2 separate regions of the Homo sapiens genome follow, and region 1 is linked to region 2. A link is a contact called in ENCODE Hi-C data. All regions are on one chromosome and are shown on one strand. The core of a region is the stretch at or near the end of the contact, and the rest is flanking DNA. Distances in the headings are between cores, read along the strand shown. Region 1 overlaps SLC8A1 (solute carrier family 8 member A1). Region 2 has its middle 160 kb from the start of LINC01913.

Evidence for each region. A loop is a pair of places that touch in the nucleus more often than their neighbours do. Pooled maps may share reads with other maps.
Region 1: a pooled map shows a loop between it and region 2 (2.1-fold over the local background). The contact joins two enhancer-like sites. A Hi-C loop is called at or near these places in 2 of 37 single-sample maps with no recorded cell type and 2 of 50 pooled maps.

What each region holds. Positions count from the first base shown.
Region 1 is chr2:40,277,107-40,283,244 of GRCh38, reverse strand. The region is part of intron 2 of SLC8A1 (solute carrier family 8 member A1); the gene reads left to right. Among named protein-coding and RNA genes, the nearest start is that of SLC8A1, 170 kb to the left of the region's middle. Within about 2 kb of position 1,849, at least 11 of the 41 ENCODE cell types and tissues checked have a DNase peak (open chromatin) inside an H3K27ac peak, as active enhancers do.
Region 2 is chr2:41,713,560-41,719,644 of GRCh38, reverse strand. No RefSeq gene overlaps it. Among named protein-coding and RNA genes, the nearest start is that of LINC01913, 160 kb to the left of the region's middle. RefSeq lists an enhancer at 3,707-3,816. Within about 2 kb of position 3,809, at least 5 of the 41 ENCODE cell types and tissues checked have a DNase peak (open chromatin) inside an H3K27ac peak, as active enhancers do.

The sequences.
Region 1 (6,138 bases), core at 600-3,099, 1.4 Mb after region 2:
GAAACACTAGCCTTACTGTATCTTCACTTTCACATCCTCTACCTCTCATTAGAGAACAAAAAGGAAAACATTTAATGTTTTTGGATTTTATTTTATTTTAACAGAGTGGACTAGTTGTTCTCTTATCCTGTTACAACCTCAATAGCTTCTAAATCGTCTTGGAATCTAGTAGAATAGTTAATTAAGTAAAATTTGTGGCTTGATAAAGAATAAATGCTTTTTTGAGAATAAGTTGTGGTGAACTAATAAAAATCATGTCTTTTCAGGAAGAACCTTTAATAAGTCAGGATCATTTGGGCATTAGCACAGGCCATCACTATACAGACGAATAAATGATAAGGCTAACCCCAGGGTCTTCAAGATTCACTGGGAGTCCGGGGTATGGGATGGGAAGAATGTCTGCATCTGATTGGGTTTATAGTGGTTCAGAGTTCAACTTCTCCTTGCAGCCAGCATTTGGATACTTTTAATAGCTGTTCTCTGTTACTGGGCAGGACTGGACACAGAGAAAATGATGACACTCTTTAAAATTCCTGGCAATTATTTCCTGCAAGAATGAGATTCCTCCCCGGCCCCAAAAGCTACGTCATGTTTTTATTTCGGTACTAAACGGAGCAAAGGAGCGTGCAAAAATGAAACTGATGCATCTCACTTAGCATTGCAGTTAACGGAAAGGAAATCTCTTGAGAGCAAGGTCTATTTTTTATTTTTAATCTTGGGTAATAATAAAGTTGGCAGTCTGTATATGCCTGAGTGCGTAAACAAATGTACATAGGCAAACTTTCAAACTAGACATCCTTTGTATCAGTAAGATGGATGCTCAATGTCTTGGGTAATACAGAGATACAGAAGAGACAGTCTTTACCCTTGCTGAGTGTGAAAAGATCCTTCGTTTAGTAACTGTAACAACCATTCTTTTTATTGTGTTTTGTGTCTGGGGTGAGCAAGCTGAATTCTGGATTTTATTCCAGATCAGAAATTACTCCTTATTACTAATCCAGTCTTAAGGATTTACAGAATGTTTTTCTTTCAGATTTAGTTAAATTTCCCAGCATGCCTCTGAATGAGGTAAGAAACATACATGTCCTAGAAGAAAAAAAAAGTCAGAAAAAGTGGCATTTTACTGTATTTCATTATTTTGTTATTAGAAGGAGAGGACACAATTTGATACACCAGCATCAGTCATTAAAGGTACGCTCTTGTGTGGGGGAGCTGTGCTGAAGGGATAGAAGCCAGTAGCTAATCCACTGTTATACTTTTCTAGAAGAATAAACAGACTCCTGTGAACTACCAACTTTGAGTATTAGATTAGGATAAATCCAGGAGGGCTTTATTCCACCCAAAATTCAAGTGAAGACAGAGTCTTCAAAAAGCCCCAGGATGAAGAATCACTTCCTGAGAATCAGGGAACATTTACCTTTATTAACCATCATTAGCTGATTCCGGCTTACAGAAATTCCCCTGAGAATGGGTGTTGAAGTAATCACTGCTCTCTGCTCTACTTCCTTAAAAAGAAATCAGTTTTAAATGATGGGTCTTCACTCTTTCCAGACATTCCCAGCTCCACAGACTTAACAGCTTTTCTTTGTAAGTTGCCTGAAGGGAGCAGGGCTTGAAATCAAACTCATTCTCCATTAGACTTGCCAAGGCCCCAGGCAGTGCTGGGGAAAGGTAGCTCCCTTTGCAGCATAACTTTCACGAGTGCAAGTTGGGACTCAAGTCCTGAGACAGCTCACAAGCCCTGGCTGATTTAACTTGCCACTTTGTAGCTATTCTTGGCACATAGCCTGCATAGAGTTGGCCTATGAGACTTTTCTCTGTTTATAGCACCTTTCAACTCAGGCACTGAGAATGCTGACCAACAGTGTTGCTTTTTTTGTTCTTATTGCCCTTTCCAGAAACTATGTAAAATGGAAAACAGTTCCCATTTCTCTCATTCCAGCTGTGCCATCTGAGAGCACATTTCTCAGAGCACCCCCCCAACCCTTTTTTTTTAAATACATGACCACAAAAATGTCTCAGGAATGAAATTCTTTGAAAAGCTAAGACTTTCTTCTGCCCCATCCCTGGTAAACTCCGTTTGTTAATAAGTGCTACCATGGGTGCTTTGGTGAAGTATGTTTCACAGGTGACTCTTGTGAAATCTTACTGTCATTCATTGGCTCATTCCATCAAAACTAAGCAGGCAAGTTATAAGTGCAAGACAAATGGGAGGTACAAAGATGTATCAGCCTGCTTCTAGTAGGCTACAGTCCACCAGGAAAGATAAGCAATAAAAATTCATTCTATTCATGCTAACAGAAGTACAGACAACGTGCTGAGTTACTGTATAAAGAGATTGATTAATTCTATTTGAGAGAACTGAAGTCATGTTTTACCCACCTCTGCTTTTGCACAAAACATTCTTCCTGCCTAGAGCACCTTTGCCTGGCTATTGTTACAGGGTCTTCAAAGACTCCATTCAGATGTCACCTCTTCTTAGGAGCCTTTCTTGAAACTTTTGGTCTGGATTCATTGTCTCTTTTTACTTCATTTCTGTATTTATATCTGTGACATCATATATTAATTATTGATGTGTGACCTCTTTGCTGAAGTGTAAGACCCCAGAAGGCAGGGATTCAATCTTTTATTTCAGCATTCCCAGTGCCTGAATGTCACTCTGCTTTCAAAGAAAATGATTAATAAATGAATTAGTTAATTTAGCATGATGGTATTGCAATTTGTGTGCTTATCAGAGTTTTATGATTGAAGGCAAATGTGATATTTGTATATTTTGACCACCAGTGTTTTACATCAAGAAAGAATAGTTATCCAAAAATGGAATAGATATTTCCATGTACTCATGTGAAAAATTATCTGTGGGGCTTTTCAGAAAATGGGTTTTTGTTACTTTTCCATTAGGACAGATGTTTTATCCTGTGACAGAATGGTAAAATTAAATTTCAGGACTTTTAAGGAAGAGAAAACAACCTTTTTTTTTTTTTTTTTTTTTTAGTGTTTATTTCCTCAGGTTTTATCATTAGATTCTTTTATAATGGCAGACATTCATATTTTAGAGTCATATTTTAGTCAGGTTTACACTATCAATATTCATGTCTGTTTTTGCAATCCAGAGATAATCTTTAAAAGCAGAAATCTATCTAAAAGGCTAGGGTTTAAAGTTCTTTTCATTTTCACTAACTCCTTAATATGGTATTCAGTGTACTCCATAGCTTGCAATTTACAAATGCTGTATCTACATGGTCTGCCAATACAGATGCAATTGTATATTAATCAGAATTTTTAAAATCAGAATGGAAAAGAGGCAGGGAACAATTTTTAAAAGTTTAATAGATAAAGAAACAAAGAAAATGTAGGAGAGCTGAAGACTAAATAACAAATGCATACAATAGGAGATTGGTGAGCTACAGATTTTTAGTGAACTGTGCATGTTGGGGGCACGTGAGAGCTCACCTCCCCTCAAAAAAACAGAATGTACCAACTTTTCACCCTAGTAACAGATTTTACTTTGCATGCCAGTGTACTTTACAAGGCTGATGTAATGACTTCTTCCCCTAAAAGAAGGACTGAAATAGGATTTCCAGAGCACACTTGGGAAGAGATATGCCAGACCCTATCAAACATGGAATCAAATATAGCATCTCCGAAATTATGTCCCTGTGCAATGAAAGTTGGTTGGTTTGCCTTAATAGGTCTTGCTTTCTTCCTCAATAACAATTAGGAATTGTTCCATTATGTTTCAGATGTCACAGTGCCCCAAATTGATATTATTCTAATCACTTCTCCTTATACTAAAGATCCTAGTTTAAGGAATTTTTTCTCAGTTTCTGGCACCCACTTTGGTATTCAAGAGCCACTTTCTGTTTTAGCAGCATTTGAACAAATCGCTTCTTTCAAAAATCTGTATTATAGATTATTGCTAAATTGTCCAAGTGCCCTGTGCCTGCTTGAATGCTGTGAGGCTACAATGTAGTATAAGGGAGCCAGAAAATTGCTAGTTGAAGGCAAAGCTGTCTAAAGTGAAAGTGATATTAATAGCAGTCCCAGGAGGATCAGATCGGCTCCTGGATTCTCCATGGTCTTGGGCACAAAGAGACAACAGCTGTAAACTACTCATAAATAGCTATGGACCACACATTTCAAAATGTCTTCATCAATGGGAAAACAGTTTTGATTCTTAAAATTGCAGGCTTGAATCAGGGTTTTGGCCTTGTAAAATAATCAAGCTGTCACATCTTAAAAATCTGAGATCAAATTTAAAATTCCATGGCTCTGGAATAACCATTAAGACCCAAAGTAAGCAATATTTAAGCATCTGGGCTTTGAAGAGAAGTCAAAAAATTTTAGGGTAAATCATTACCAAATAATAATTTAAAAAAAACCTTTTAATAAATAATACTGATTTAAATTTTACATGTTTTTAAAGAGTTTAGATGTCAAGTGGGGGTTTCTGTTTTTTTCATTGTGGCATTAGTAGAAGACTAAGAGCAAGGTATGCAGAAAGAAAAGCGAGATGAAGTGCCATCTTGTCCTAAGTCCACGTACCCCATCAGTGTGCCTCATAAGAGAAAATGAAGGAGAGACCACAATGCCCTTAGCCTCCAGCACTTACTCTCTCACACTGAGGTATGTCGCTTTGCCCACATTTGGCATTAGATCCTTTTATTTGCACATGTGAATGAATAATATGCAAAGTTACTCTACTCTCCCCTTATCATTTTGTGATGGCTTTTCTTTCTTTTTGTTTTGTTTTGTTTTGTTTTGTTTTGTTTTGTTTGAGACAGAGTCTCGCTCTGTCGCCAGGCTGGAGTGCAGTGGCGCGATCTTGGCTCACTGCCACCTCCGCTTCCCAGGTTCAAGCAATTCTTCCTCCTCAGCCTCCCAAGTAGCTGGGATTACAGGTGCGCACCACCATGCCCAGCTAATTTTTGTATTTTTAGTAGAGATGGGGTTCCACCATGTTGGCCAGGATGGTCTCTATCTCTTGACCTCATGATCCACACGCCTCGGCCTCCCAAAGTGCTGGGATTACAGGTGTGAGCCCCTGCACCCAGCCTGTGATGCCCTTTTTTAGAGATACAGGTAAATAAATTATAGAGTTAATGTCTACAAAAATAACCATTGTATATTAAAAGTGTAAAAACCAGTGATGTGATAAACAAGGTTATAAAAACAAAAAAATTATTCAGTCACTTCAGGAAATACTGAGATACCTACAGATAACCTGGTCAAATCCTAGTTCTATCATGTAGACTTACATAAGTTACTTTGCCTTGGTTTCTCTGTATGTAAAATGGGGATAACAACATATTTATGTTATGATGTTGGTGTTAAAATTAAATACATTTTAGATGTAAAGCTTTTATATCCTTAGGACAGTGCCCTGCACATAGTAAGCAACCATATGTTACAAATATATATATATATATATATATATATATATATATATACACACATATATATATATTTATACATATGTTTATATGTACGTATATTGCTTTTGTTCCTAGTTTTTGGTTTATTTATGTAGTCAAATGATAAGTATTATTGATTTTATTACAGCCATTATTTGTTGACTGTTTATGACATTTCAGATGCTGGGCTAAGGTCTTTGCAGTGATTATTCCACCTAATTTTTATGAAAACCTTATAAGGTAGCTACTTTTGCTATTATTTTATTATTATCTGTTTTGGTTTTTTTTCTTGAGACAGAGTCTCACTCTGTTGCCCAGGCTGGAGGGCAGTGGTCGTATCTCAGCTCACTGCAACCTCTGCCTCCGAGGTTCAAGTGATTCTCCTGCCTCAGCCTCCTGAATAGCTGGGATTACAGGCACCCACCACCACGCCTGGCTAATTTTTGTGTTTTTAGTGGAGACGGTTTTTCACCAGGTTGGCCAGGCTGGTCTCAAACTCCTGGCCTCAAGTGATCGCCCGCCTTGGCCTCCCAAAGTGCTGGGATTATAGGCGTGAGCTACCGTGCCCAGCACTATCTCTGTTTTAAAAATAAAAAAAAAACAGGCATAGAGAGGGCAAGTAACTTGTCAGAGTGACAAACTGACAAAGCAAGTGTTATAACCATACCATGTAAATATGTGTTATTATAAGTATAAACCATATATTATGGTTTTTATTATAGTA
Region 2 (6,085 bases), core at 2,560-5,059:
GGGGTGGGGACTGTCTGTCTGTGGTTGGACTTGACTTGGTACTAGGTAAGTTTAGTGTGTCCAGAACCTTATCTTCATCAGCTTTTTTTCTTTTTTTTGAGATAGGGTCTCGCTCTTCTGTCCAGGCTGGAGTACAGTGGCACATTCTTGGCTCACTGAAACCTCCACCCCCAGGGCTCAAGCCATACTCCCACCTCAGCCCACCAAGTAGCTGGGACTACAGGTATGTGTCACCATGCCCAATAATTTTTGAATTTTTTGTAGAGACAGGTTCTCACCATGTTGCCCGGGCTGGTCTCAAGTGACTGAGCTCAAGTGATCTGCCTGTCTTGGCCTCCCAAAGTGCTGGGATTACAGGTGTGAGCCACTGTGCCTGGCCTTCATCGGCTTTTAAAAAACTGCTTCCTGAGATGAGTTGAACCATAGATTGAGAGGTTTACTTTTCTCTCAGAATGTCATTAGCAAAGACTTTTCTTTTGTGCCATTGTCCCTGAGTTTTCTTCATAAGGTTAAAATAAACTATACACAGACAAATGGATTGTGGGATGAAACATTGAACTACTTTTATAAGTAATAAAAGGGAATCTGAGCACTTTACTATTGTGTAAATTCTATTAATTTAGTTTTTGTGTTAGAAACTTGCTAGATATTAATAAATTCCATTTCCTTTTCCTGGGCAAGAGGAAGACTGCAGTTCTCATTCTTTGCAGTTGGTTTGAGGCCATGTCACAAAACCCATTGTGCAATCTTTCACACTTGCTTTCCCTTTGTGTTGATGACGACAATGTCAAAAGATGCATGGAGACTTAATCCTTGGGTCATTTAAAATTCTTAATTATTCCATAATTATTTTTGTCATCAAAACCATTATAATTTAAGCAATTAAAAAATTCTCCATATTTCTTCACCTTATTAGTTATTTTAATTCTGTATGTGAAAGATGAAATAAGAAACATGGTAAGTTGGCAATTTTAAAATAATGACATAATTCTAAAGGAAATTACTTTAGACATGAGATAGAGGATAAGGGAGAAAGACTTAAAAATTTAATATTCAGAGGTTGGACAAATGAAACACTGACAAATAACCTTTCAAAGCTCATCTCAATGTGAATGTTTCTGAAACTTGATTATATGCCCCCATGTTAAAATCAATGCTTTTTTCAAATGCTACAACAAATGACTCCTGAAGGGTCCAGTTTGCTTTTCAATACAGCTTAAAATCAACGGGAAAATATTAGTGCAGTAAAGCATGTAGTATTGTAATAGAATTTTTCTCTCCATTTACCTCAGTGGCAATGCTTCAACAGAGTTGTATGAGCAGTCGTGATATGCAATATATTATTTTTATAAATCTTAATAAAAATACACTTTTTTATCAGCTTTTTCAAGATTGATATACTCTGGTCAATATGACACAAATCTTGTTGAAAAATTACAGGTAAAACACAAGATAAGCATGCAATCAATTTAAAGCACAGTTTGTCCTGGTGAACAGTTTGTAATGACTAATCTGTAGGAACCTTGATTACTCAGTTGAATTGAGGTACTAGCCTGGCATGGTACCAGGCTTCCTGTTCATGCATGTCCATCCACCCACCCAGTTGCTGCCTCTACTTCATAATACGCTCTCCCACATCTCTGCTTTAGCCTCACACTTTGAATATTCTTATTTTTGTGGATGCAACTGCTTTTTGTGTGAGCATATCTACAGCTTCATTAACCTTTATTCCTTTGAAACTCAGGTTCCTCCTTAGGTTTAATTTATGTCTTTCTGCTTTTGAATTTTCAAAGATGGGCTTGAATAACAATGGGAGCATTTGGGAAAATCTAATAATTATCCCAGCTTGGCCACTACCAAATTGCATAATTGCAAGCAAATTATCCTACGTTGCTGAATCTCTAACTTACTGTCAGGAACTGATGACAATTAACCACTATTTAACTCGAAATAGATGATTCATTTCGATATTTGTCCTTTAAAATGCTAGAAAAACCTATTATGGCTGATAAGAGGGCTATAAAAAACAGTGTGGCGTGGAGCTTTGCATCAGAAAAGCTGTGTGCATCTAGGCTCTGCCATTTATTGACATAAAATCTGAGACAAGTAGTTTCATCTCTGCATTTGTTTCTTCAAATATGGACTGGGGTAATTTTACTAATCACAGGGATGTTTTGCGAATGAGATGGGGTCATGTAAACAAGTGCCTAGCACAGTACTGCTCTGTAGAAAGGGCTCAGTAAAAACTTAAGTTGGAAAACATTAGGTACGAAACCCAAGTTCCCCTGCAAAGGGCATACAGCAGTGAAAAATGACAGTCCTATAAGTGTCAGCTGTCTGTTTGTTGATCCAGGGTAATTCAAAATTTATTCTGAATAATGAATTCTGATTTAATAATTCCTATTTTTTACTACTTTTTGTTTTAGAGATAGGGTCTCAGTGGCACAATCCTAGCTCACTGCAGCCTTGAACTCCTGGGCTCAAGCATCCTCCCACTGTAGCCTCCTGAGTAGCTGGGACTACAGGTGCACATCACCATGCCCAGCTAATTTTTATTTTTGTAGAGACAGGGTTTCGCTATGTTGCCCAGGGTGGTCTTGAACTCCTGGCCTCAAGTGATTATCCCACTTTGGCCTCCCAAAACTCTGGGATTACAGACATGAGCCACTGTGCCTGGCTTAATGCTTGTTATTTAATTAACTTTGAAAGTAAAGAAGGAAAAAAGGGGAGGGTTTTTAAAAAAAATTTACTTATTTTACTAATTACTTATAGTTCTGAAAGAAAACCAGTCAGTAAATCAAAAGTCCTGCCAATTCACTCCTTGCTCCAAACCTGCTAGAGTCCGTGGTATTTGGAATAAAATCTAGTCCTCACCAGGGCCCACAGAGCCCTCCCTCAGTTGCAGGCTGCCTCTGTGCCTCTCTGGCTCCGCTCTGCTCCTCACCTGCTCTTCTCAGCCCCACCTGCCTTCGTGCAGCTTTTGTATACTCTGAGTCCGTTCCCATCTGAAGCCCTGTGACACTGCCACCCTTTACTTGGAATGTTACTTACCTTCCTTACAGGTTTTTGCGTAGCTAGGTCCTTTCCATTCAGTGTCCCCTCCAATCACACTTTCTCAGTAAGAAATCTCTAAAATAGACACCTCTGCCCCTCACCCCGTCACCCTCTCTCTCATTAATCTACATATTTTTCTGATGAAATTATAAAAATATAAAAAGCATGTATTACTTAAAGTTATGTATATATTTGTTTACTTTTTATCTGTCTCTCCCACTAAAGGTAAGTTCTAAGAGAGCAGATGATGTCTTGTTCATTGCCATCCCTTGTCAAAGAGGAAAATACATGTTATTACATAATATATCTAATAACTACACACTATGTATTATAAATCAAGAAATATTACCTGGAGTACCGCTCCCTGGATCAGTGCTCAGCACCCGTAGGCATTCATAAATTTTTACTGCACGAATGCATTTTCTGTGTGGATTGACCTTCTTACTATTTTAGACATTGGGATACAGTGTTTAACATGTGAGAAAACAGTAAAAGGTCCAAATGTTAGGGACTCAGAGCTCTCTGCAACTGAGAGCTTGCTTAAGAAAATACTTTTAGGAGCATTGGTTTCCTTTTGGAAAAACAGGAAAAAGAGAAAGAGGTTATAGGAGGAAGATGTTGACTCAGGACCCCAGAATTGCTTTGGATGCCAAGGACCTTCTAGAAATTGGAAATGACATGATTTCTAGGACAATGTGGAAGATGTGACTATTGGGCCGTGGGGTGGAGAGAAAGGTCATTATAAGAGTCAGGACTGGAGACCAAGGCTGGGCCTGACAAAGATGAAACTGAAACTGAAATGAGACTGGGTGACTCTGTGTGTGTGGTTTTTTTTTTTTTTTTTTTTTTTTGAGACAGAGTGTCGCTCTGTCGCCCAGGCTGGAGTGCAGTGGCGGGATCTCGGCTCACTGCAAGCTCCGCCTCCCAGGTTCACGCCATTCTACTGCCTCAGCCTCCCGAGTAGCTGGGACTACAGGCGCCCGCCACTACGCCCGGCTAATTTTTTGTATTTTTAGTACAGACGGGGTTTCACCGTTTTAGCCGGGATGGTCTTGATCTCCTGACCTCGTGATCCGCCCGCCTCGGCCTCCCAAAGTGCTGGGATTACAGGTGTGAGCCACTGCACCTGGCCTGGGTGACTGTGTTTTGTTCGTGAAAGCTACTGACATGGGCCAGCCCACAAGGACGCTGAATGCTGCCAGGCTGACCTACAGGGTGGCCTCTGTGATTCTGTCCTGCACGTGGATGATGTCCATCACAGCCATATTCCCTCCCACCCCGTCTCCTGCCCTCTCATCACAATTATTATTATTATTATTTTTACCTTTATGGCCTTATTTGCTTTCTACATTTATGACATTTTAATCTTTTTAAATTTGCAAAGAAAGGTATGCTTAAGATAATGATTCAAATATTACAGAAGGGTTTCTGAGAAAAGCAACTGGCTCCAGTCCCGTGTAGCTTCTTCCCTCAGTTCTGGTTCCTGGAGGCCACTTCTTGTAACTACTTGTATTTTTAGTGCTGATGTTTAGTGCCAAAACTCTAGATTAGTCCTGTCCAATGGAAATCTAATGTGAGCCATATATACCATTTTAAATTACAGGCACACCAAAAAAGTAAAAGTACACATATAAAACGAATTTTAATAATATATTTAATTTAACCTAGTATATCCAATATATTATTTCAACACATAATATAAAGATTATTAATGAGATAGTTTTCATTTTTATGTTGTTTTTGAAATTGGTTGTATATTTTAAACTTGCAGCAGATGACAATTTAAGTGCCCAACACCCACATGTGATTGGTGGCCACTATATTGCACAGTGGCCCTCCAGGTAATATTTCTTGATTTATAATATATAGTGTGTAGTTATTTAGATATATATTATGTAATAACATGTATTTCGTCTTTGATAGGAAAAAAAGGTTGCTTACACACAGCTCTCTCCTCATGTTTTCTTTCTAATGCTTTTAGATATATACATGTATTTGTATTATACATAATTTATACTTATAATTTTAGTTCTTTTATTGGCTACTTTTATAACTTTATTTTTATTTATTTATTTATTTATTTATTTTTTTGAGGCGGAGTTTGACTCTTGTTGCCCAGGCTGGAGTGCAATGGCGTGATCTTGGCTTACTACAACCTCTGCCTCCAGATTCAAGAGATTCTCCTGTCTCAGCCTCCCAAGTAGCTGGGATTACAGGTGCCTGCCACAAAGCCTGGGTAATTTTTTGTATTTTTAGTAGAGACTGGGTTTCACCATGTTGGCCAGGCTGGTCTCGAACTCCTGACATCAGGTGATCCGCATGCCTCTGCCTCCCAAAGTGCTGGTATTACAGGTGCGAGCCACTGCACCCAGCCAGTTACTTTTATAACTTTAAATAATGTCCTTGAAGCTTTGTTTCTGGTTCTTTAGCTTCAATAATATCTCAATTATATGTCTTAACCCCTCATTTTAGGATGTTACCATTCCTACCACATTCTATACATTTCCTTCCTCTGTCTAAGTTCCATCTTCCATCAGCTCTGATTATATTGGACTCCAGTTGTAAATATTTATATTTGATTCTGCAACCATGTGTTTTAGCCTTTCTAAAAAATTAAATGTACATGGAGTGAGAGAACCTCTGTGTATTAATTTTGATTAATACAGATGGCAATCCAGACAACCATAACTTGATCTACACAGAGCTCAAGTCTAAACAGAGAAGGACTTCCCTTTCTACCAACCAGTAGATTATGTGGTCATGGTTTTTGATAATGGAATGAAATACCAGATACTAATTTGAACTGGGGCTTTTATTATTTTATGAGTCCATTCCTGGAGATTAAATATAGTAAGGAAGTAGATTCACATTTGATGTGTAAATGATTTTTCCTCCTTCTGAAAAGCTAACTCTTACGGATCAGGATTATTGTTCTGCAGAGATCAAATGCTGAGACCCCAGAATCAAAGGAAACACAGGGTCAGAGAGGTCATGTGAATTTTAGTGGCACTGGGGCTGACGTTCACAGAGA